3 separate regions of the Homo sapiens genome follow, and all the other regions are linked to region 2. A link is a loop called in an ENCODE intact Hi-C map of the cell type or tissue named here. Cell type or tissue: heart left ventricle. All regions are shown on one strand.

Region 1 (8,000 bases), 240 kb before region 2:
ACTTGATCTTTGCTTAACCCTTTAGCTCTGTTCCCCTGAAGACCTGATTAAAAATTGGAATGTCAACTACGTTACTAGGCAATATTGCTTATAGTAAACATTATTCCAGATCTGGACTGGGAGAATTATTAATATATGATGGAAGGCATAACTTGGGGTGGGGATCCTTGAGTTTAGTGACTCATAATGGGCATAGTCCTGTGGGGTATCATGTTTTGATGCCAGAGTGTCTCCCATATCTGCCCCATACTGATCTCATCTCCTTATACCTGCTTGAGGGACTCAGCTGAAGAACTCCTGATGCTGTCATCCTGGCAAACTATAGTTCCCACCCTATATCCTTACTAGCAGACTGGTGCCAGTGGGGCCTTTTGTGGGTCTGAATGTTGGTTGATCCTAAGAAGAGTCCAAGAGGGTATTTATTACATTAGCATAATTCTAATTAGTTTTTAATTTTATTTTTGAAGTGATAAAGTGGTATATTAACTTTATAGTAGTTAATTCAGTCAGTTTTTTCAATGCTTGGGAAGAACATTAGACTATGAGTTAGAACATATGGCTGTTAGTCCAGTTTTTCAATAATGGATTATGTTATCTTGGGCAAGTCACTTAATCTGTTTGAAACTCAGTTTTCTTAAATGTTAGTTAAGAACTTTGACTGATATCATTTCTGATGTTTCTTCCAACTCTAAATCTTATGATTCTCTGATTCTCTTTTCGTAAGTTAATTTTTAATCCTCTTTTATAGAAGCATTCCAGATTTCTTTTAGCCTGAAAGATAATCAGATAGCTGAAAGCTTGTGATGCTACAGTGTACATTCTTCCACATTTAAGTTTTGAAAATGTTGTCACATTATAGCTGTGTAGTTCCAAAAGAAACATTTACTGCCTATGTGATAGAATGTAAATAATTTACATTAAAAATAATTGGGGAACTTTGGGAGGGGAAAAATAAGTTAGAATGAAAGTTTGAAAAGTTTCTGATTCTTTAAAAAATGTTATCTCAACTTTTGTTTATAGGTGGTGAACTGGCTAGAAGGGCCTGGATCAGAACAACTAAGAGCCCAGTGGGGCATTGGAGACTCCATTAGGGCCTCCCAGGCCCTACAGCAGAAACACGAAGAGATTGAGAGCCAGCACAGTGTGAGAGGCTTTTTCCTCTGCAAGTTACAATGATATTATGAACGTGGGTAATTAGTAGCATATGTGGTACTGAGTGATAAGTTGCTGCAAACTTTGGTATGGGGCATGAAGTACAGTTTGTTAAGTGCCTAGAGGTCATAAAGTACATTTTGATTACTTAGTACATGTTAATTAGAAGGTTGTTTTTGGTTTTGTCTCTAATGCAGTTTAATTATATTTTTATAGAAGCACAATTTGCATGAAATTTTAAAAGCTACAGTGACAGAAAAAAGAGTGATAATACAAAAATAGAGCTTTCATCTGTAGTCTCTGTGACAGAAACTTCTGTTTTCAAGTCCCCCTCACCCCCACTTTATTGGGAGTATATAGTACAATTAAATGCCTGAGAGTGATAGCAGAATTGCTGCATTAAACACAACTGATGGAGAGTAAGTCCAGAGGGTGCAGAATATTTTTCCATTCTCTGAGCATTTAGGGGTCCCTTTTGTATTTGTGAAAGGGGTAATCAGACAAATCACAGGTATAAAATTGGGAAATAAATAGATTCTTAAGCAGATTATAGATAATAATTGTTAAAGATAATTTAAAATTTAACAACTTGTTATGTGAAAGAAGCTGGTGTTCGTTAATCTCCTGCTCTGTTACAGTTAATTCTTCATTACTGAGAAAGAGATCATCCAGTTTGTGGACGGGGTAGCTCACCCCCCTCTCCCTAAGGTCATATTACTTTGGTAATTTAAAATAGATTAAATACAAAATTGGAAAAATAAAATTTGAATCCATTAATTCCCTTCTCCTTAGGTTGTCTTAAAAAAGGTGGTCAAAATGTTAAACTCTGGACCCAGATGAGCATTAAGTACCGTCGGAACATTAATTTCTGCAACGTTTCTTCTTTCCTCTAATTATGTTGGATAGTATTAGGAAATGTCCATTTTTAACTAAACAAGATTAAAGAATAAGTAATATGGTTTGCTTGGGAATAAATTTGAATGAATGAGTAAATCTCATCTTTACTAGAATTTAACAATATCTGATTCTTATTTTTCTTCTAAATGTATTCCATTTTGCTTAGTTTCCTCATATTGCTTTCTTTGTAATGTTCTGTAAATCAGGTATAGCAATTACTGGTATTGGCAGAAAATCTACTACTATACCCTAAAGCAGTTGTAATCTAGCTGAAGGAATAATAAGAGATATTACAAGATTTGGAATTGTCTAAAGGCACTACATATATATTCCTTGCAATTTTTCTAATTAGTACTTGTAAAAAACTTGAAAATGAAATCTCATAATTGAAAATCGATTTATTTTATGCATTTCACAGGTTCCAACATAATGGTTCTTCCTTTTATACTAAAATAATCATATTACAAACCCTGTTCCTGAGGATATAATCTTTTAATTCTCTTGGTACTTTTAAAATAATGTTTTGATTTTTTTTTTAACATGGATTGTGATTTGTTTGAACCTGGTAGACTGTTCTAGAACATGTTACTATAGTTAGAGTCTACAATTTGTTCCTCTCTTTAGTTCCTAAAAAACTGTATTTACTCTAGAACATTCTAGACTTCACCTAAGGGGATTTAGTTATGAAAGTATTCCAAAAGTTCTTTTTAGGAAGGACACATGGCACATGAGGATTCTAAAGACAGGATTTATCTATATTTTATTATTTTTTTTAAATGCCAAGATAAATAATTACAGTTAGAAATTGGATTGTATACATACTGTACTGTACTCTAAGTTTACAAAAAGACTTCAAAAGCAAATTTCATATTGCGTATAGTATGGATGAAATTGCAGATGATGTACATAGAAATTGCTATGTTCAGATGTTGGTTTTGTATTTTTAATATATTTATAAGGTTTTCAAAATCAGCTTAAAGAAACATCGCTTAAGGGTGGCCCTTCCCATGTGCTTAAGCTTACTTATAATGTGGAACCAATATATAAAACTTTTGAATTGCAAAATACCTTATAGATTATTCTAATATCTTCATCTTACTTTATAGATGAAAAAACTGGGAAGCTACGTTTTTTGATCAGTGAATAGTTGGACTATTGTTAAGACACAGATCTCTTGATACCCAGGGGGGATCCTTTCTCTAGCTGTCTCTTAGAGAAAGCTACTAAATTTTACAGATATGGTTAAGCTACAGTAGTTTTTCATTCTTGTACTTTTAATACTTAGGAATGTACATATACATTGACATCTGCATTTATAGACATGACCTAAAGAAACATTGATGGCTATCAAGAGATTTTATTTCCTTAAATCATGTGTGATATTTGGGTTTTGTTTCAGAATTGGGAGGTAGGAACAGATTGAATGGATGGGAGTGTATGTGAAACAGAATTACCCATGAATTGATCATTATTGAAGCTGGATAGGAAGGAGTTCATTACACTATTCTTCCCACTTTTGACATATTTTTAAAAAGCCAGTTGTGCTGTTTTAGCCAATAGGTGGCACTGCATTGTCACCCTGAGAATAGGTTGGTTGATGCTGGATGAATATTTTAGCTTATGATGTTTAAGATATTCTAATATTTTATTAAAAGCTTTCTTTTCTCTCTGTAACTAAGAGTTAACAGATTAAAGCATTATTGGAATTGTTCAAGTCTTGTGAAAGTATGACTAATTTCTGGCATTGACAGCTGTTAACGGTAGAATTTGAGAAAACTTTTAACATACAATCTTGCATTACCAGCTCAATGTCATATATTAAATTTTATGTCATATATTAAATTTTAGAGTCCATATAAAAGCATAATGCAGAAATAAAGCTAAAAACCCCAAATTTGTTAGGATATTAAGTTTTAATACATAGAAAAATGAAATTTCTGCCAACCTGTAGTTCTAGTTCAAGGATTGGTAATTAGAAGTTAACTTGGTTTTTTAATAGAACACAACAAAAAAAATAAGGTACATGAAAATGGTTATAGTAACTGACAATAAATTTAAAAGCAGTTTAGTTCAAAAATCTAATTTTATGTTTTGGGTTGAAGAAAGTGTGTGGTAGGAAAAGCGTGTGTGATAGGAACATCGAGGAGCATAAATATCTGAAACTACTTCAGAATTTTGTCACTATCCCACCATCTCATAGTGCTGAGTTCTGGTCTACAAAGAAACCACTTTCTCTGGTGCATTATGCAGAACAGGTCTACCTGGCGAATCAAGACTCATTTCTCCTAATGTGTAGTCTGAGTATAATCACCTTTTTAACCCGAGTTGGCACTGTTTCCTTCTGCCTACATATGGATTCACATTTCATGGTATAAAGTATAAATATCCATCATTTCACCAAGTATGCGTCACTGCCAACATGATTGCATTGTCAATCCTGACTGCTTGTGTCCTAAATGTGAACCTTCAAGCCCTTTTCTTACCATCTCAATCCAAATCCCATATATTGGTGTTTTTTTATTTTGCTATAAAATAATCATTTTCTACACAGTTAAATATACATAAGAGACAGACCGGAGAATGGCTGTAAGTGAACAAAATACACCTAAGGTTCTAGGCAGTCTACATTCTACTGGGTTTTTTTTTTTTTCTTTTCTTTTTTTTTTTTTTGAGACAGTGTCTAGCTCTCTCGCCAGCCTGGAGTGCAGTGGTGCTATCTCAGCTCACTGCAACCTCTGCCTCCCAGGTTCAAGCGATTCTCCTGCCTCAGCCTCCAGAGTAGCTGGGATTACAGGCATGCGCCACCACACCCAGCTAATTTTTGTATTTTTAGTAGAGACGGGGCTTCACCCTGTTGGCCAGGATAGTCTCCATCTCCTGACCTCGTGATCTGCCCATCTTGACCTCCCAAAGTGCTGGGATTACAGGCATGAGCCACTGTGCCCGGCCGTACATACCCGTTTTTTAGGAAGAAACATTTGGATGACTTTTTTTAAATACATGCAAATGTATTAGCCAGATTTTTTTGCTCTCCACATCCCAGAGAGACTATTTCTTTATGGCAACCTCAATCGGTAATATCAATGTCTCTAATTTCAGGTGTTAATTTCTTGAGACATACTAGTCCTCACAATGTATTTACATCCCTGGTCAGGTTGCTGGAGCCTATATTTTACAAATTCAAACCAGGAAATAATTAGCTCCACAGTGGTGATTCCTAAACCTTAACAGGCATAAGAGTCATCAGAGATGCTTGTTGAAATATATATTCCAGGGCCAACTCCAGATACTGATTTAGTAAGTCAGGAGTGAAGCTTAGACATTTTTAATAAACACCCCAAGTGGTCTAATGCTGGTAGCTCTGAAAAGTGCTATTCTAGGACTCTAATCCTTCACTGCTTTTCTCAGAATCGTTGCTATTACGTCTTCAAAGAGTTAAGCCTATTTATTTAGAGCATTTAATGATATGTAAGTACTATGAATAAGGTATTGAAATCCTTTTATATTTTAGAGCATGACAGTGATAATTTTCTGAGGTAATATTTTCTACTTTAAAATAGTCTCTGTTAACCATTATAAACTATGTAGTTTAAAAATATTCTATGCTTGTTATTGAGTTAAATCCAAACAATAACTGATAAACAAGGTAAGACAGATATTATCATCACCATTGGATATAGGAGGATTTCTCATCCTCAGCAGACTCTTGAGACTTTGGGCCAGATAAATGTCTGTCGTAAGGGCTGTCCTGCACATGGTAGGGTATTTTGCAGCATCACTGGCTTCTACTTACTGCATGCAGTGGCATCCCCATTCCTCAGTTGTGATAACCCAAAATGTTTCCAGACACTGCCACATGTTCCCTGAGTGACAAAATCACCCTCTGTTACCTACTTAATGTAATGTCAGTAAATCTACAGTGATTAATGTTTTATACCTTCAATCAATGAATGTTAATTGAGCACATACTATGTGTCATGTGTTGTTCTAGGCTTTTGCCATATAATACTGTCTTACTATATGGAATTTACATTCAAGTTGGGGAGCGGAAAGCAATATAGGTATAGATTTTAGGAAAGGCCTCTCTGAGGAGATGACATTTAATCAGAAACCTTGAAATGATGTCGAGAAGTAATCCAAACAAAGGGCAATTCAGATAGAGGACACAGCAGTAGAAACACCCCAGCACAGGAAGATGATTGAGGAACAGCAAGAATGTTGGTGTGGCTAGAGTACAGGGAGCAAAGGAGAGTCACAGAAAATAAAGTTTTAGAGGAAGTCAGGAGCCAAAACATGTAATGTCTTTTAGCCCATGAAAAGAAACTTGAAATTTATTTTAAATGTTATGTGAAGTTATTTGAAACTTTTGGACAGATAATTAATTTATGTTTTAAGCAAATCACCGGCTATTGTGTGGAAAATAGGGAACAGAGACTAGCAATGAAAATGGAAGGCGGGGGGCTGATAGATGGAGGCATTAGAAGTAATGAGAATTGATAGAAGTTGATGAGGTTGAGCCAGCAAGACTTGCTGATGAAAGAATCAGGCTTTTGGCCTTAGCAGCTACTAAGGCAGGGAGGACTGCGAGAGGAACAGGTTGGGAGGATAGTGAATCAGTGTCTTTGGTGGCAGGTTAGATTTTAGATATCTAGTAGTCATCCAGATGAAGGTGGCTAGTGGGCAGTTGGGTATCAGTATCTGGGGTTCATGGGAGGGGTCAGTGTTGATGATTAATTTGGTAATTCTTAGCCTATAGATGTATTTAGAGCCTATATTAACTTGGTAGTTCTTAGCCTATAGATATATTTAAAGCCTATATTAATTTGGTAATTCTTAGCCTATAGATCTATTTAAAGGCATGGGACTAGGTGAAGTCATCCAAACCCAGTGAGAAGAAAAGAGAGCCTCTGGAAAACTGAGCCTTGGGTCAACCTAAACTTTAAGTGCAAAAAGAGGGAGGAGAGCCAGCAAAGAAGGCTAAAAGGAGCTGTTGTGTCTCAGAAAACAAGAGAAAAGGCCATTTGAAGGAGGAGGAAGTGCTTACTTGTGCCAAATGCAGCTGTTTGTTGAGAGGTTCAATAAAATAAAGACTGAGAATTGACCATTGGATTTGTGGCAAGATGGAATTTTTTGGTGAATTTGACAATTGGTTTCAGAAGGGTGGGAAAACAAAATCCTGATTGGAATGGATTAAAAAAAGAATGAAAAATGAGAAAAGAGTAAATACAGAGAACTCCTTTAAGAAAAAAATTTTTTTTAACTGAGGTTTAATTTCAGCGTAGTAAAATGCACAAATCTTAAATGTGTATTTTATTGTTTAATAAATTACAGCTTATTTATATGCTGGTGGAAATAATCCAGTTGAGACAGAAGAACTGATGGGAGACAGAGAAGATAACTGTGAGAGCAAAGCTTTGTGTAGGCAACAGAGATAGGCTGTAATGCACAAGTGGAGTGGTTGGCCTTAGAAGAAGAGACAGGCGGCTGATTATTACAGCTCTGAGGGCAGAGCATAGGGCTGTAGAAGAACGGAGGGTTGGGGATTTGTTGGTGGGAAGATGAAAGAGTTTTCCGATTACTTCCCAGTGAATTAAGATCTTTGGCTGAGAATGAAGAAGTGAAAAGGGAATTGGAGACTGATAGTGAAAAAAACATAAATGATCATGAGAATGAGAAAGTGAATTTACTAGAGAAACATAAAAGGATTGCCAAAGACTCATTTGAGATTATTTAGTCATAACTTTAAAAAGAGATCTGTCAATCCTTTTGTAGTTTATAAGCATGATGATGGGTGCTCACACTCATCTGAGATGTGTCTCCCTCTAAGCCTTGTAACAACATCAGCACGTTACCCTTCTGATGTGAGGGAAAAGAGAGAGAGCGCTATCCACCTAGTTGTTTTTAGTCTACCCATGTTCGGCTACTCTGGTACAGGCACACATTAGGCAGAG
Region 2 (8,000 bases):
ATGTTTTCCAAATAATCTCAAATGTGTGCATTTATCTGTTTAGCTCTTGCTGTGCCCTTTTAATCTCAGTATTATGTCGCAAATTATGAGAAAATTTCAGCAAGTATCTTTTTAAATATTACTTTTCTGCTATTACCTTTTTTTTCTCTTCTATACCTTCTATTAGAAGAATGTTGGAGCCTCTTGGTCTCTTTGCAGTCTCTTACCTGTCTTTGGTATTTTTTCACTATTTTAACTCTCTGTGTTGCACTCTCCATGGGTCCTCAGGGTATTTTCTCTTTTTTCCTTTTTCCCTTTGTTTTCATTCATTGATTTCTTATTTTAGAAAATATATTGTTTTCATTTCTGTGATTTCTAATTTTTTTGTGTGTCTAATTTTGTTTTATTTCTGACTTTTTGTTTCAAAGTTTCTTGGTCTTTTATTGTGGGTGTTGGGTTTTTTTAATCTCTCTGATGATCTCAGGCATTTACTTTAAAGTCATTGTCAGATTGCTGTACTTATTTTCTTTACAGCTAGAGTACATTTATCTCTTGGTTGTTGAACATATCTTGGATTTGCTTTTCTTCATGTGTTTTGAGATTTTGGATTGCACTCTCATTTGGAGTGGGAGGGTTTTTTTCTTTGACTTTCTTTTGCTTGCTTGCTTCTCTCTTTGCTCTTTCCTCCTTAGCAGCTTTGCAGTGACCACCTGGACTCATAGGACCTTCAGTCCAGCATCAAAATGTACTTCTGTTATTTGATCAGGGTCACACAAGCGTCTGTGGAGATATTGTGGCTCTTGAAGATGCAGTCAGGAAACCAGAAGAGGGCTTGAGGTGGTTCCTGATGGCTCTGCCATGTTTAATTCCATGGCCCTCATAGCTGTTGGCTGCAGCATTTTCAGCCTCCCCTAATGAGGGCAGAGAATTTCAGCTCTGCTACTGATTTCAGGAAGAATCCTAGCAATGGTACCCTTCACATAGGACATATATGTTGGTCTCTATGGCCTCATAGAAATGGAACTTCTAGCCATCTCTACATGCATCTGAACAAGAACCCAGGTGCCCTGTAGCTTCAGCCACACTTACTGCTTTCTGTTTCTACTTTGTTATCTATACATAAAACATTGTGTGTGTGTGTGTGTGTGTGTGTGCGTGTGTGTGTGTGTGTGTGTGTGAGAGAGAGAGAAATGTTTGGTGGGAGAAATTTTCAAAGTATATAGCTTAAATAAGAATCAAATTTATTGTAGAAACATATGCATTTCACTTCTACAGTATAAATGGCACTTTTTCAAAGTAGGGATGAAAACTAGAGAGCAGCAGTTGTTTCCTCAAAAATAAAGACAACCATAAACATAAAAAGACACTCTTCGGGTTCCCATTAAAAGAAGCAGCAAGCTAAAGATAAGGAAGATTTTTTTCCATCTTTAAAGTATAATTTGTCCATAGACAAAAAGAAAAATATGGTCAGCTGATCCCTCCCAATGAGACAGAGTAAGCTGTCAAGTGCTTACCATCTGGTTCAGCTCCTAATCCAGATGGGCTGACAATAGTAATTTATGAAAGGTTTGAAAGCAACTTGCCATTCTTCAGAAATAATCATTAGAACACATTAACATTGGAATTTGCTTCCCTCCTCCAGCCCCAATTTACAACAAATGCAAAGATAGGGCAACTGCTTCCATACAGTAAATAGAGCAGTCTATTCTTGAACCAGAAGTCAATACGTCTGTGCTCTTTGAGAAAAAAAAAAAAAGCAATTATTTTTCTTCCCCCTCCACTTCCCTCTATTGGCTCAATGAATAAGGGAGAGAATGTTCTCATTTGGAGTTTCTAACAAATGCCTGAAGAAGCTTTCACAGTCTGTGATGCTTGGAAAAGTCAAAGTCAACCTCAGGAATAATCTGATCTACCGCATGTTCACACTACAGACAGGCATCCTCTAATCCATTCTTACAGAGACAGCCCAAAGGTCAATCAATATTTCCAGTGCAAATCACAAAGCCACAGACTGTTAGAGCTAGAAGTCTAAGCCCATTGTTAGCCCCTCTCCCACCCAATCAGGCTGCACATGAGCAGTGTTACTTCCAAATCAGAACAAAATGACAGGCCACCACGTTTTTGGTTCAACCAAGTGTCTGTTACCCACCGTCAGTTCTTGTCTCATCATTAATTTAATAGGACTGTAAAGTAATAGGACTCATTTCTGGGAGACTGATGAGATTCTATCAATTTATTTTCAGTTCATGTAAGAATTGCTGGCAAAGAGTGGGGTCATACCTTTCTTTTGATCAGACCACCTGCCGTTCAGGTGCTGAGGAAATTGTTAATATGCATGCTATGCAGGTTTTAAAATGTTTCAGAACTTTCAAAAGGAAAGTCCGGTATCATCGTATAAAGTTTCTAATGGAAAAGGATGGAATCAGGGCTGAATGTAACCCGCAGATTAGGGTGTCACTAAGAAGGAATAGAAAAAGCCCTAGGACTGGGAATGTGATGGATATATTCTAATTGGGAATGAGAGAAAAGGAACTGGTTACTGCCCAATCAGACAGAGATGACCTAGTTATAAGGGCATAGAGAGAGGGAAATGGGAACTGGCTAGAGTAACCAAGATGAATGAAAACTTCTCTTCCCGAGAAAAGGATCTAAGCCACATGTGAGAGTGGAGTACACACAGGACGGGCAATGGTGCACAGAATGACAAGGCAGTTCAGTCTGTCCCTCTAAGGCTTTAAATAGAAGGAAGTATTGAGCCAAACTACACATGATAAATTTGGTTTAACGTAACTATAAATGCTAAAGCATACCAAAGAAGAAATTGGGCAGTCTTTGGATAGCCTAAAACTTCTACAAGTGGCCAAAAGTGCAAGTCATCATTGTTTAAAACTACTGGACACTGTTACTACGACATTTCAAATATGGTAACTGCGCATATGTTCTTCTCAATCTTTTTGTGTTTTCTTCCCTTAAATAATGACCAGAGACTATTTTATTTGATTTGAAAATGGGCATTGATATTCTACTACTTATAAGGCTATGTGTTCAGGGCTACAAGGGATATAAGAATAAATAGGACACCATTTATTTCCCTCAAAGAATTTACAACACAATAGATACACATAATAAGGCATAAATCACCACAAAATGAGACAGAATCTCCAAGGTTACTGAAAAACAGAGAGAGAGAGAGAGAGAGAGAGATCCTATATGATTGGTTGTAATTCACCTAAATTAAAATTGCAGGTTGCTAAAAAGCAACAGTTTTATGGAAGGAATGCTTGGTTTGGTTTTGTTTACCTATTTTTTGTGCTGGAGGGACCTTCAAGAAACGTAGTAATTTGAGCAAGCTACCATGACCCTCTAGTGGCCACTTTGAAAACTACAGCAGGCATTGCATTACTTAGAAAAGCCAGCCAGTTTCAAAGGAGCCTGTCAGCCAGGCCATCCCTGTTTCTATGACAGCCGAGAACACTCAACTCAAGGCAAAGTGAAATTTTAGAGGAGAAAATACTCCCTACCCCACATCATGTGTCATAGACCCAGAAAAAGCACTATGAGGTGGCAGAGTGTGACCTCTGAGATCAGATGTCAGCCATTTCAGAACTGGGCCAGTTACTGAGACTGTCTCTGTTCCTCAGTCTACTTATCTGCGAAATGGGGATAACAATCCTACTCAGCTCACAGGGTTGTTATGAAGATTAGAAAACAGACTACTTTTTAAGAATGGTGCCTTATCACAGTAAGAGCTCAATAACTGTTTTTATTAGTTGTCGTTATGGAATTTTATGGTACAAACTAAACCAATGTAATCTGTTTTTCCTTAAATTTCCTGAAGGTAACATGTATAACTAATCATGAATTTAATAAAATTATTAAGTATATAAGTCTATTCAGGTAGCAAAGAGACTTGAAATTAAATCAAGTCTTTGCTGCTTATATTAGCTGTGTGTCTCTAGGGCAAGTTATGTCACCTGTGAAGGCTCAGTTTCATTGGCTAAAAATTGAAGTTATTGCTACTTTTCTGACACTTCACAAAGTTATTTTAAGGATTCTATCAAATAATGCATCTAATGCACTTAACAAAGTGGCATGTCTGTTGCGAGAATGTATTAAATAGTAGCTATTATGACTATATGCAAATTTATAAGAAGTGTGCATCTATAATCTATATTTCCCATGACACTGTACAATTGAGTGATGCCATTTTAGAAAGAGAGTTCATTTTGTATTCAAATGGCCAAAGAGGAGGCTGGGCTCAGTGTCAGTGTTGAATTAGAGCAACATAATTAAGACAAAGTAGGGATTCAAGTGGGAAATTTGGGAGCAGGAGGGGATGCTAGAGCAAGTTCAGGTCAGAGTCAGAGAGTGGGTCTGAGTTCTGGTACTTCTGGTACCTGAGACATCATGGCTAGGACTTATAGATAACTGCAAGAAGCTGGCTAACAGTCTTATTCTTTGGAGAAGGCCAGGGAATAAAAAAGAGTAATGTGAACAGGAATCAAGAGGCTTGGCTGGAGCTGGTTACTGAGATCTAGTTTCCCCTAGGGAAACTTTCAAAATTTGGACTCCCCTCCAAGCTACAGCTTCTTGGGGTCAGGGAGGCCTGTATTCTAAGTTTAGTTGGTAAAATAGCCCCTAACTGGAATAGACACTGAGGGCATTTGGGGTGAGACCACACAGGGCAACTCAGAGGTGGGAGTGGGCACCTTTTATCTTGGCTTTTCTTTCTGAATTGTATTAATCATTTCCAAATTCCTTTTATTCAATAATGGCATTTTCTGCCATTTTCAGCTATGTTTCTTCTCTACGTGTTTGCCCATTTCCTTTCACAACCTTTGTTCTCTGTACCTTCTTTCCACAATGCCCTTTATTCAATTTATTTTTCTCATTCCAGGTTTCCATATTCTGCAGAAAACTTGGAGCCTACAGTATATAGGAAAGCTGGGCTTTTAAATGCCTTTTGAGCATATAATATTTCAAAGTCTAAAGCCTAGTCAAAATACAATTCATATTACCAATACACTGCTTTTGTAGAATTATGGAATTTAGTGTTGTTAAGAACTATTTCTTAATGATAAATGTGAAGAATCTCCTGATGTCTTGATTATATTCTTCACTGTCTCTACGTATTAAAATGCAAAATTAAATGTTTAAAATGTAACATCTGTGAAACATTATGTGCCAGGAATAAGATTACTCATAGTGGTTTCATATTTTCCTCCAATTAAACTTACCTGGGACTTCTGTGGTCCACAGGACACACCTCAGTGTTTTCCAGCTCTATAGTGGCATCGTCATCACTCCAGTGAGGTTACTTTACCTCTCGGTCATTTAGGATCTTGCCCTCATTTCATTACTAATTAAATTCATTTTTACAGAGTCATAAATTAATTATTTTGAGGTAAAATGACTGAAACCTGTACCTTGTTCTGAGCTCTTTTTAAACTCTGGGTAATTAAATTTAAGGGTTATCATGTTCATCTTTATTAATACAGTATGTGAAGGAAATGACTGAGGGGAAATGAAAGACATCAACTTCTTAAATAGTCTTAAGGATAGGTTGGAAAATTTAAGTGTTCATTCCATCAACAATATGAGGAAACTTGTTAAGATATCTTTGGACTAGAGCTAGGGTCCATCTCAAAGTTCATGCATTGTTTTAGAGGCATTTTCATTGTAGGAGCTCTCACGTCACTTTTCTTTGTCTCATGAGGCCAACACAGGCGAAAAAATGATAATGTGAGGCATGGCTTCTTTTTTTTTTTATCAACAAGTATATTTGATTTCTAATTGTTGGTGATAACTTGGTTTTCATGTAATGAATACAGCCTTGAGCATTCATAATCATTGAGAACAAGGACCTTAGTGTTATGTAAATATTTTACCCTATTAGATTAGTAAATGCTTTGTTAATTGGCTGATCCACATTTCTATTCAAAGAGCATCTTTAGATAAATGAAGTTTTTAAATAACATCCTAAGGAAAAGTCGTGGTAAACATACTGTGGCTTTGCCATAAGGTTTTCAAAATATCCTACAGAAATATTAAAAAGTAAGCCTTTAGAAAAGAAGATTAGACCTTGTTGCAAAAACCCATAACTCATCTTTTCCCTCAGGACTGACAGACAAAACAAAAGAATATAATTTTTGCTTCCTGCTATGCCGAGATGATAGCTACTTAACTTCTGTTATCCTAAAGCTGATGCCTTTTACCAACGCCTACCTAACATGAGAGCAGATCTGTTTTCAAATATTCTGTGTTCTATATTGGGGTGGAGTGAATTAACAGCTGGCTTGCTCTGTTCAGCTCTCAGGTGTCCGGCATCCATGAGATGATGGGGTGCATTAAGAGACGAGTGGATCATCTGACCGAACAGTGTTCAGCGCACAAGGAATATGCTCTTAAGAAACAACAACTAACAGCCTCAGTGGAGGGTTACCTACGGAAGGTAGTTTCGTAAACTAAAACTTAAATATCTAAGTTGGTGATAATAGATGATATGGTAGGGCAGTATGTGGGCATGGCGGGAGGACAGGGGCATGTCTCCTTAGGCTGCCCTTATGTACCACATTGGGTCCTTTAATTGAACTAAACAGAGTTGTAATTCACTGTTGTTCATCAACCATCCCTGACCCAGGTGGCCTGTCTGCGCCTCTGGCCTGAAGGTATACACACAAAGGCAGTTCCCGCTTTGCACAGTACTGTGTTAACTGAACCAAGTACAGATGGGAATAGAGTGGATCTTTCATTTGCATGGTTCTGAGCATGGTTCAAATATGCACAAGTTTCTGTTACCATGGTACCATACAACACCAGGACTGTAGACAGGTAGATAGATTGATACATAGACAGATCCCAAATATTATGAGTTTTAGGTTTTTCAAGGAATAAATTGCCATTATTATATTTTATTGAACTAGACCAGTGCAAGGCAACACAGTCATTCTGCATATAAACATACATGTGAAAATCCTCTCTGCAGAGTGAACATGATGGCTTGGTATGGAAGAATTTTACTTCCTGTTTCCAAAGGGGAATAAGACTAAGGAGCTACAATTTGACTAAATAAAAAAATTATTTATCTTTAGTAAAAACTAGTAATATCTCAGTGGCATTGATGCTAATGAATCTTGCTGCAGAGGCTTGGTCTCAAATTTTCAATGATGTTTTCGTTTGATACGGTGGACTTATATGCCTGAACTTACATGAATAGAATTAGTAGACTTCACTGGAGAAGGCATTAAATATCAATGTCTGTATTTAAATTGCTTCCTCACCTGTTATTAATCCAGAAACTTGGGGATTTTATCCTTGTTCTGGTGCCTGGGTTTAGGGAGTTTCCAAATATGGTGGCAGCTGTGGTGCTGCATTGCCTGGAGCTTGAGACCCAAGCTAATTTGGTGGCAGTGGAACAGTAGGACCTCAGCTGTTGCTGCTTGTCCTATTGCCAATTTGGAGCCAATTTGAGTCTGGGGAGTATGGACTAGAGTTAGAGCGAGGGGACAAAGCATGTAACTTGAATGGAACAGAACCCTTCAAGGGTCATTTTAGTCAATGACTCATGTCCACTGAGGATCAAATCATAGTCCTCCAAGCTCATCAATTAAATGTCCTAAGTATGTCCCTGTGTTTTACTATAACACGTCCAGGGTTTGGTGCTCCCCCAGAGTCCCTCTTCCCAAAATACTGCAATGCTCATGCTCTGGATCTTGCCTTTAAAACGTGCCTGTAAATTGGGTCCTATTCAACTCACAGATAAATTCATCTCTGTTGATGTGTTAGCAAGTGCATTATCCTTCATAGGTAATATAGATAAGTTCTTAGAGGATGTGGATGATTGCTTATATCTAATAGCTGTTAATAAAAGAAATATCTTTCAACATAAAACATTTGTTGGTAGACCACAAGTATTACCTCCTATGAAGAGCAGCGTTATTAAAACATGAAATTCTGAATATTTAAAACTATATTAGATTAATACTGATAAAATACATTTCAAGTATAATGAGAATCTATAA
Region 3 (8,000 bases), 62 kb after region 2:
TTTTTTTTTTGAGAAAGAGTCTTGCTCTCTTGCCCAGTGCAGTGGTGCCATCTTGGCTCACTGCAACCTCCACCTCCGGGTTCAAGCAATTCTCCTGCTTCAGCCTCCTGAGTAGCTAGGATTACAGGCATGCCTACCTAATATTTACATTTTTAGTAGAAACCAGGTTTCACCATGTTGGCCAGGCTGGGCCTCAGCCTCCCAAAGTGCCAGGATTACAGGTATGAGCCACCATAGCCGGCCTCTTGTATCCTTTTTGTCCAATTTCAAATAATGTGTGAATCTTGCCTAACTGCTGTTGCCCACGTTGAAGCTAAAGAGTAAAAACCTATTCATGAACAAAGAAGGCAGGTGAGACCCGGTAACAAACTGTCTCTCTTCCCACTTTCTCTTTCTTATTAATTTGGCAGGATCTCCCTTCCCATTTTGTCAACATGGTTGAATTTGTGTGTTGGGGTTGTTAGGGCATGGGAATTCCTGGTTTGCTTTCTCTATTGCATGCTTGTTCATGTTAACTCTTTGGGGAGCAGAATGAGATACATATGCATCCATGGTTATGATGGAAAAAAGCATGCAAAATCCATTTTTAGAGAGAGAGAGAAAGAGAAAGGTGGGGGTGGGGGAGCACAAAGATCAGAAGAGTACTATGCTGATATTCAAGATATAGTACAGATAGCTTTCTGTGTACCTATCCATCTACCTATTCATCTGGGCTATTGATTGACTCCCACAGCAGTAAAGAATAATTACGCAGTTATTCTTCTGGTTATGTTTTAATTTCAAAAAGTTAAGTGTGATTTTCCTTTTTGCTGGGATTTCTGTCTTGAGCAAATAATTATTCTTATGAAAGTATCAATTGCAGTTACTGGTTAAAAATGTAAGACCTAGGAAATTTAAGTGTTGTTTCTATTTTAAGGTATATACATAATTTATAACCATTTACTTCTAGAGAAAATCCTGAATGGTTAGTAATATCAAAACATTTTCAACAAGAAAACTAAAATGAAAAGAAAGTTTAAAAATTACATGTGTTACAGCTCTTTTAGAATTTGTCTAGCAGGTTTTCTGGTGAAAATTAAACTCAAGATTTTCACCAGAAAACGTTTTAAAACTTCTAAACTCTTAAACAAATTATAAATACTTGATACTTTGAAGAACTGCAAAACAAAATGTTTTTAAGTTTTCATAAGGCAAAATCATTGAGTTTTCCAGCTTTGATTTTCCAATAAAAGGATGTATAAATATTTGGTGGTAGTTTTTCACACTCAATTCCAAGAGAAATTTACTGTAGGAATCTGTACATTTGAATCTCTGAATATTCTATGATATTTAAAATATTTGAACAAGATGCAGAAAATTTTTTAGCTATATTAATCAATAATGGTAACCTCTATCACTCATAATCAAGACACATACTTAAAATAGATGACTACAAGACCCTTCTAACTGCTTTGCTCAAATTTAAATTTCCTCAAGTAGTTCATAGACCCTTTACAACCTGGCCTCCCCTCTCTGGCCTCGGTTTGATCCCCTCCTATTACCCCCAACCCCTAGTAAAGTGACATTTAACTTCAGGGTTTTAACATATCATGCTCTTCTCTCCAGCCCTTTCTTCCTATAACTCTCTTACTATCTTCACCACCCTATCTTCATGTGACTTAACTCTTGCTTATGTTCCAGTTCTGCTGAGACACAACTTCCCCTGGGAAGCCTCCTGACCCATCAAGTCCAGAGTAGATGGTCCTGCCATGTGCACTGTCAGCACCTGCACTGCCCAGCCACGCCCCTGAATATACACAAAGGAATCGCAGGTTTGAGCATCAGTCTCCTCTGGCTAGGCTGTAAGAACCTTATCAGCAGGATTCATGACAGCCCTGTTGTCATTGTATTGCCAGTACCTAAGACACAGTCACACTCAGTAAACTCTTTTGAATTGAATTGTTGCCAAAGGTAAACAAAGATAAACCTAGCTTGTTTTTCTCCCCTTTTTAGAGGGAGGAGAGGGGAAATGTAAAAAGACAAAGATGATTCTCCCTTCTTATAGACAGGAGTCAATCCGAATCAGGCCCTAACAATGAAGCACTCATGAAAATCTCTCACCTCATCTGCAAAACTTGTGTGAGAACCCTCCAGACCCTCTGGGCTAGACCCTGATTGAAAATTTGAATTTAAAAATAGATGCTGGCTCCACGGACTAAAATAATAGTAAGGAGGAAAGAGGAAAGGTCCAGGATTGTTGTTCCTGGATCAATATTGTTCCAACATTTTAAAGTGTTCCAACATTTTAAAACATATGTACTTAGGCATAAATCATCATCCGGTATGAGGAACTGGATGCCTCCACTCTCTATGACTAAATCCAAACTGTCAAAACCAGAATTTATGTACTTCTTTAGAACACTACGTAAATGATCAATATTTAATTGTAGCTGGGGCTCAGTAGTCTGGGCTGTGAACAGATCTTATTTGAAACCAGTATTTCATACAAACTTGTAAATATAAAGAAAGCCAAATCCAAGAACTTAAGAGTATTTGAATTCCAAATGAAGAAAGGAAAGAATATCTTATTTTGTTCTGCTTTATGTTTGTCTTTATTCATGACCATTTCTTACTAAAAATCACCATCTGAAGCTTTTGAAACTCCTGTTGTATGCACAGCATTTTAAGTGCAGCCATGAAATAAGTTAGTTGAAACAAAATAAAATATCTCCTTCCAGTATGCTCTGATATTGTGTCAATGTAAATGCCAAGGCATGACAGACTGTTTTCCATTTATAATAAGCGGAATCTTGAGTTGCATTGGAAAGCTAAAAGATTTGCGTTGACTTAAATGAAAGTGTCCTTTTTAAAGCAAAAACAATTCATTTTCTCTGTGCTTATCACAGGAGATGAGATTTGAATGTTATCAGTTGTGCATGAATTCAACCTCAAAAACAGGAAGCACACAGCTGTGATTTTGGCCTTTTTCCATGAATCTCCACAGCACTGTTCCTTTTGATGGTGAGAGTTTGTATAACATCATGAACCATCTGAGCATCAGTGCAGGTTGGAGGCATGACCCTCCTCAGGGTGAACAAGCCTTTGTGTTGAGAGTTTGAGCATTTGGCCTGCTCACTCTTCCTTCTGTTCAACAGCAGTTTCATTTGTGTAACCCAGGACATGGCAAATCGGATTCATTGGATCCTCCTTTTTGTACCACAAAATTAACTTCCTATCTTCCTTAAAGAGCAAGAGTGCAGAAATAATTGTATAGACAAGAATGTGTGTGTATTCCCAATTAGCACAATAAAAACTGGGTGAAATCAAAATATATTTTAACCATAGGAGTAGATGAAAAAAATAGATCAAATCCAATTTTTCTTTAAACCAGAACAATAATAGTTACATAACATGAAGTTTTCTATCTGTATTCTCATGGCTGCTTGCCGTGGCTCTTTTTCCATTTAGAATGCATGTAAACATCAATACTTGTAAAATAGCAGCTCCAGAACTAGGTAATAAAATGAAATCCTTTTCCTTTGTCCCATTCAACAACAGTTCTTTTTACAAGAACTTTATTGATTCAAGCATCTACAAAATGGTATTTTTATCTTATGTATGCATTTTAAAAAAACATGCAATAAAATCTTTTGAGTATAAAAAAATCAGTGAAATATAAAGGGACCTACTTTATCCATGGCAAATTGTCTCCAACGCATATTATGCTAATGATGGCAGACAGCCACCTCGCTTTGTAATAAGTATTATGCACACCCACACACAAACAAGCTGTTGGAAAACAGAGTCAGCTGGAAATGCAGACAAGGTAGGAAACCACTTACTTGGCAGGGTCAGAAAGGGGAATATGCCCATTTGCTCCAGAACCGCTCCTCTAGCAGCTGCTGCCGTGCCAACCCTGCAGGGTCAGCCTTTGATTCAAGTGAATGCAGCTCCAGAAGGTGCCTTTTAAAATGCATTTTTATTCATTTCTATTACTCTTACAAGAGTAACAGTATTTCTTATCACATTCTGGTCTGGGTTAGTAGATTAAATAAGAATGCTTCCCCACCCAAAGAACATAATTTCTGGTGAGAAAATGGGGTCTATGGAAAGCTGAAAGATTTGTATGCTATGTTCCACTTAGGGGTGGTGACTGGGGATATGTAAAACTGGAAGGGATAAACTGGCTACGCAACACGGTGAGGACGCTGAGTGTCAGCTTTGGCTTTCAGCTTCTCTGTCTGTGTGAATTTCCTGTGGATTCTGGAAACGTTTTTAGGGAACTCCCCGAGAAGTTAGAGACCACAATAAAATGTTTCTACATGACAATTTTTGTTACCCAGTAAGAGGACTCTACCGGGTTCAGTAGTGTCAAGGTGGACCCTAAATCCATTTCCTGGTGTCTTTAAAGGGAGGCCATGGCAGACACAGAGACACAGAGGAGACACACAGGGAGGAGGCAGTACATGACACGTGACAACAGAGGCAGAGATTGGAGTAATGCAGCTGCTATAAGCCAAGGTGCACCAGAGATTGCAATCGCTGGAAGCTAAAAGAAGTGAGGAAATATATTTCCCTAAAGCCCTTGGACAGAGAATGCTTGTTTTGGCTTAGACTTTGGACTTTTGGATTTCTAGCCTTCTGAACGATGAAAGAATACATTTCTGTTGTTTTAAGCCACCCTCTTTGTGGTGCTTTGTTATGGCAGCCCTAGGAAGCTACTACAATGACCATGTTTTAGAAGAACCAATACAAGTCTCTGGTAATAAAATTCCCAGAGACCATTGCTAGACACCAGCCAGCCTTTCAAACCAGCACTCCTGGGGTGTGCTAGAATACCTCAGCTTCCTTGCTGATTTGAAGGGATCACCCTAGTACATTTCAGTCCATCAGTAACTTTTCATCTTCTATGTGAACATCACCCCCTAAGTGCACTATGGTGCAAAGAGTTCTAGAGGAAGCTGAAATTATTCACAACAGGGGTCGAGGGAGGGGGAAGGAAAGTTGTCTTTAGACATATAACCAAAGTAAGAATATATACAATATAAGGAAGGAGAATAGAGAAGTTCAAAAAATGGGATTACTAACAGTCAAAAATTAGGAAATACATGACCTAAACAGCACTATCAATCTACTTCATCTAATTGACACATAGAATATTCCATCCAACAACAGCAAAATGCACATTCTTCTCATGCTCACGTGGAGCATTTTCCAAGATAGACCACATTCTTGGCCATATATCATCCATTAAAAATTTAAAAGAATAGTAATTATACAAAAGCAGGTTTTCAGACCACAATGGAATGAAACAAGAAATTAATAACAAAGCTCAAAAATCCAGAAATACCTGTAGATTAAACAGCACACTTCTAAATAACATGTAGATCAAAAAAATCTCAATAAGGATTTTTAGATATTTTGAAAAATATGAAATTACCAATATAACTTATCAAAATCTGTGGGATGTAGAAAAATAGTGTGTAGAGGAAAATGTATAGCATTAAATGCATATATTAGAAAGAAAAAAATCTAAAATCATCCTAAGCTGTCACCTTAGGAAACTAGAGAAAGAAAAGTGGTTTAAGCCTATAGCAAGCAGAATAAAAGAAAACTTAAAAACGAGAGTGTAAATCAATGACATTTAAAACAGGAAAATAATAGAGAAAATCAATGAGACCAAAAGCTTGTTCTCTGAGCAGATCAATAAAATTGATATACTTCTAGCCAGGATAACCAAAAGAGAGAAGACACAAATTACTAATAATAGAAATGAAAGAAACTCTAAGCTCACAAATTTGATAACTGAAATGAACTAGATCAATTCCTTGAAAGACAAACTACCAAAACTCACACAAGCAGAAATAGAAAACCTGAAAAGCCCTTTATCTGTTAGAGATATTGAACCAATAATTAACAACTTTCCAAAAAAAGAAAACACAAGGCCCAGATGATTTCACTGGTAAATTACCAAACATTTAAAGGGAAAAAAATAGCCATTCTCCACAGTCTCTTCCAGAAAATAGAAGCAGAGAGAACTCTTTTTAAACTTATTCTCTTGGGTCAGAATTATGCTAATAGTAAAACCAGGTAAAGGTATTACAAGAAATGAAAACTAAAAACCAATATCTCTCATGAATATAATTACAAAAATCCTCAACACAACACTAATAAGTTAAATCTAACAATGGATAAAAAGAATCCCACACAAGACGTGGGATTTGTTCTAGGTATATACGGCTCTTTCAAAATTCACAAATCAATCAGTGAATCCACCACATCCACAGGCAAAAGAAGAAAAATAATGTAATTATGTCAATTGATGCAGAAATAACATTTGACAAAAATCTAATGTGTATTCATGATAATTTTTAAAAACTGTCAGAAAACTAGTAACAGAGGAAACTTCCTCAGCTTGATAAAGAACATTTATAAAAACCTGTAACTAACATCATACTTAAGGACATCCTCTCTTACCACTCTTATTCAATGTTGACTGGAAACACTAACTAGTGAATATGACAAGAAAACATAAAAGTTACTAAGATTTTAAAAGAAAGAAAACTAATTTGATTTACAGATATCATGACTTTCTACCTAGAAAATCCCAAAGAATCTACAAAAAACTCTTGGAACTAATCAGAGTATAGCAAAATCACCAAAGCAGAAGATCTGCAACAACTGCACTCAAGAAAAAGTTGGGAGCTGTCAGTGCAGTGATCAGGCATCTCCAGAGACCATGGCAAAGGCAGGCTGTAAGAAATTGCCCCTTTTCCATATGTTGGTTGCAGACATTATGGAAACCTGAAATCTAGTTGCGACATGTCACACTTGCTTTTTCTTGCACCTTCCTCTGATATTTTGGTGGGGGGTGGGGGGTGGGGGGCAGATTTGGGAGAGGTAAATTACTTGGAGAAGATGATGCTCAACAGAATGAGGGAATACTTGATGTGAAACATAAATCAAATTTGATCATTAACTACCATTGTCGTTATCAACAGATCAAGAGAGAAAAAATAGAAGGAAATTGTAATTACAGGATTGCTGAGCTGGGCTTTCTCCAATAATAACATGATCAAAATAAAATAAAAGAAGTCCTTTTGGCCTCTGACATCACATCCTGGAGTGGATGATTTACCAGTTGGTCATCTGCTGTGCTGCAGGAATGAATGTAGCTACTGTGGGTATGTACTTTTCTATCAGCAAGGATGGGCCCTGGCTGCTAGTATTATTTCTAAGATTTCTTCTTAGAAACCTAAGCTAAAATATGCCAACCACTGTATTACACCTTTAAAAGTAGTATTTCATAAAGTCATATTTTAGTTTGTTAATTAATTAAATGATAAAATACAAACGGCTATTTTGGCACTTTTAGTTAACTGGAAACTTTTCAATGCAACTAATTGTTTTGTATTGTCTAAATGTTAAGTATAATTATTTTCTTCATTTACATTAAACATTTTCTTGAGAGTAATTTTTGGTCTTATATGTCAATATTCTAAATTATTATGGCATTGTACTTTATTACTTAAAAGAAAACTAACTGATGTACCACAAAAGCCAAGTATTAAACTTGTATTTTATCGAAGGCCTTGTAAATATAGTAGTATAAACAGTAGAGCACTGTAAAGACCCCATCCAGGACTTATAAATGGATATACAAAGTACCTATTATAGGTTTTGTTCAAACCTATGTCAATACATTGTATAATTGCACAAATACTGATTTACTTTGAGAACCCAAAATGGATTATGAACACCATGAAAGATGGCCCAGGTTTAACAGGATGTTCCTGGACAAGTCAGGAGCACAGTCTAAGGTACAGGGGCTGGTCCTCAGTTGCAGCTGACTTTTTTTTTTTTTTTTTTTTTTTTTTTTGACGAAGTCTCACTCTTGTCGCCCAGGCTGGAGTGCAGTGGCGTGATCTTGGCTCACTGAAACCTCTGCCTCCCGGGTTCAAGCGATTCTTCTGCCTCAGCCTCCTGAGTAGCTGGCACAGGTGCACACCACCATGCTGGCT

What was found. Hi-C counts contacts between places; a loop is a spot of excess contacts. Peaks named below come from ENCODE experiments on the same cell type or tissue, not always from the same donor. Only the 100,000 strongest peaks of a DNase experiment are listed, where the experiment ranks them.
Region 1: it touches region 2 in a loop (5-fold over the local background); 29 of 110 quality-filtered maps call a loop at or near these places.
Region 3: it touches region 2 in a loop (2.1-fold over the local background); 6 of 110 quality-filtered maps call a loop at or near these places.

Annotation. Positions count from the first base shown.
Region 1 is chr2:179,125,447-179,133,446 of GRCh38, reverse strand. It overlaps SESTD1 (SEC14 and spectrin domain containing 1), which reads left to right. Exons shown (of 18, transcript NM_178123.5): 10 at 1,021-1,143. It overlaps LOC124906166 (small nucleolar RNA U13), which reads left to right and starts at 7,810; the gene lies at 7,810-7,911. In heart left ventricle, a CTCF peak has its summit at 3,609 (motif pointing right); no DNase peak of the experiment used is centred here.
Region 2 is chr2:178,886,957-178,894,956 of GRCh38, reverse strand. It overlaps CCDC141 (coiled-coil domain containing 141), which reads left to right. Exons shown (of 24, transcript NM_173648.4): 9 at 6,289-6,430. The region is part of intron 1 of LOC105373766 (a long non-coding RNA gene); the gene reads right to left. Among named protein-coding and RNA genes, the nearest start is that of TTN, 84 kb to the right of the region's middle. In heart left ventricle, CTCF peaks have their summits at 3,149 and 3,349 (motif pointing left); no DNase peak of the experiment used is centred here; H3K27ac peaks cover 867 bases.
Region 3 is chr2:178,824,476-178,832,475 of GRCh38, reverse strand. It overlaps CCDC141 (coiled-coil domain containing 141), which reads left to right. Exons shown (of 24, transcript NM_173648.4): 24 at 1-2,719. It also overlaps the pseudogene RNU7-104P. Among named protein-coding and RNA genes, the nearest start is that of TTN, 21 kb to the right of the region's middle. In heart left ventricle, no CTCF peak of the experiment used is centred here; no DNase peak of the experiment used is centred here; H3K4me3 peaks cover 994 bases; H3K27ac peaks cover 2,661 bases.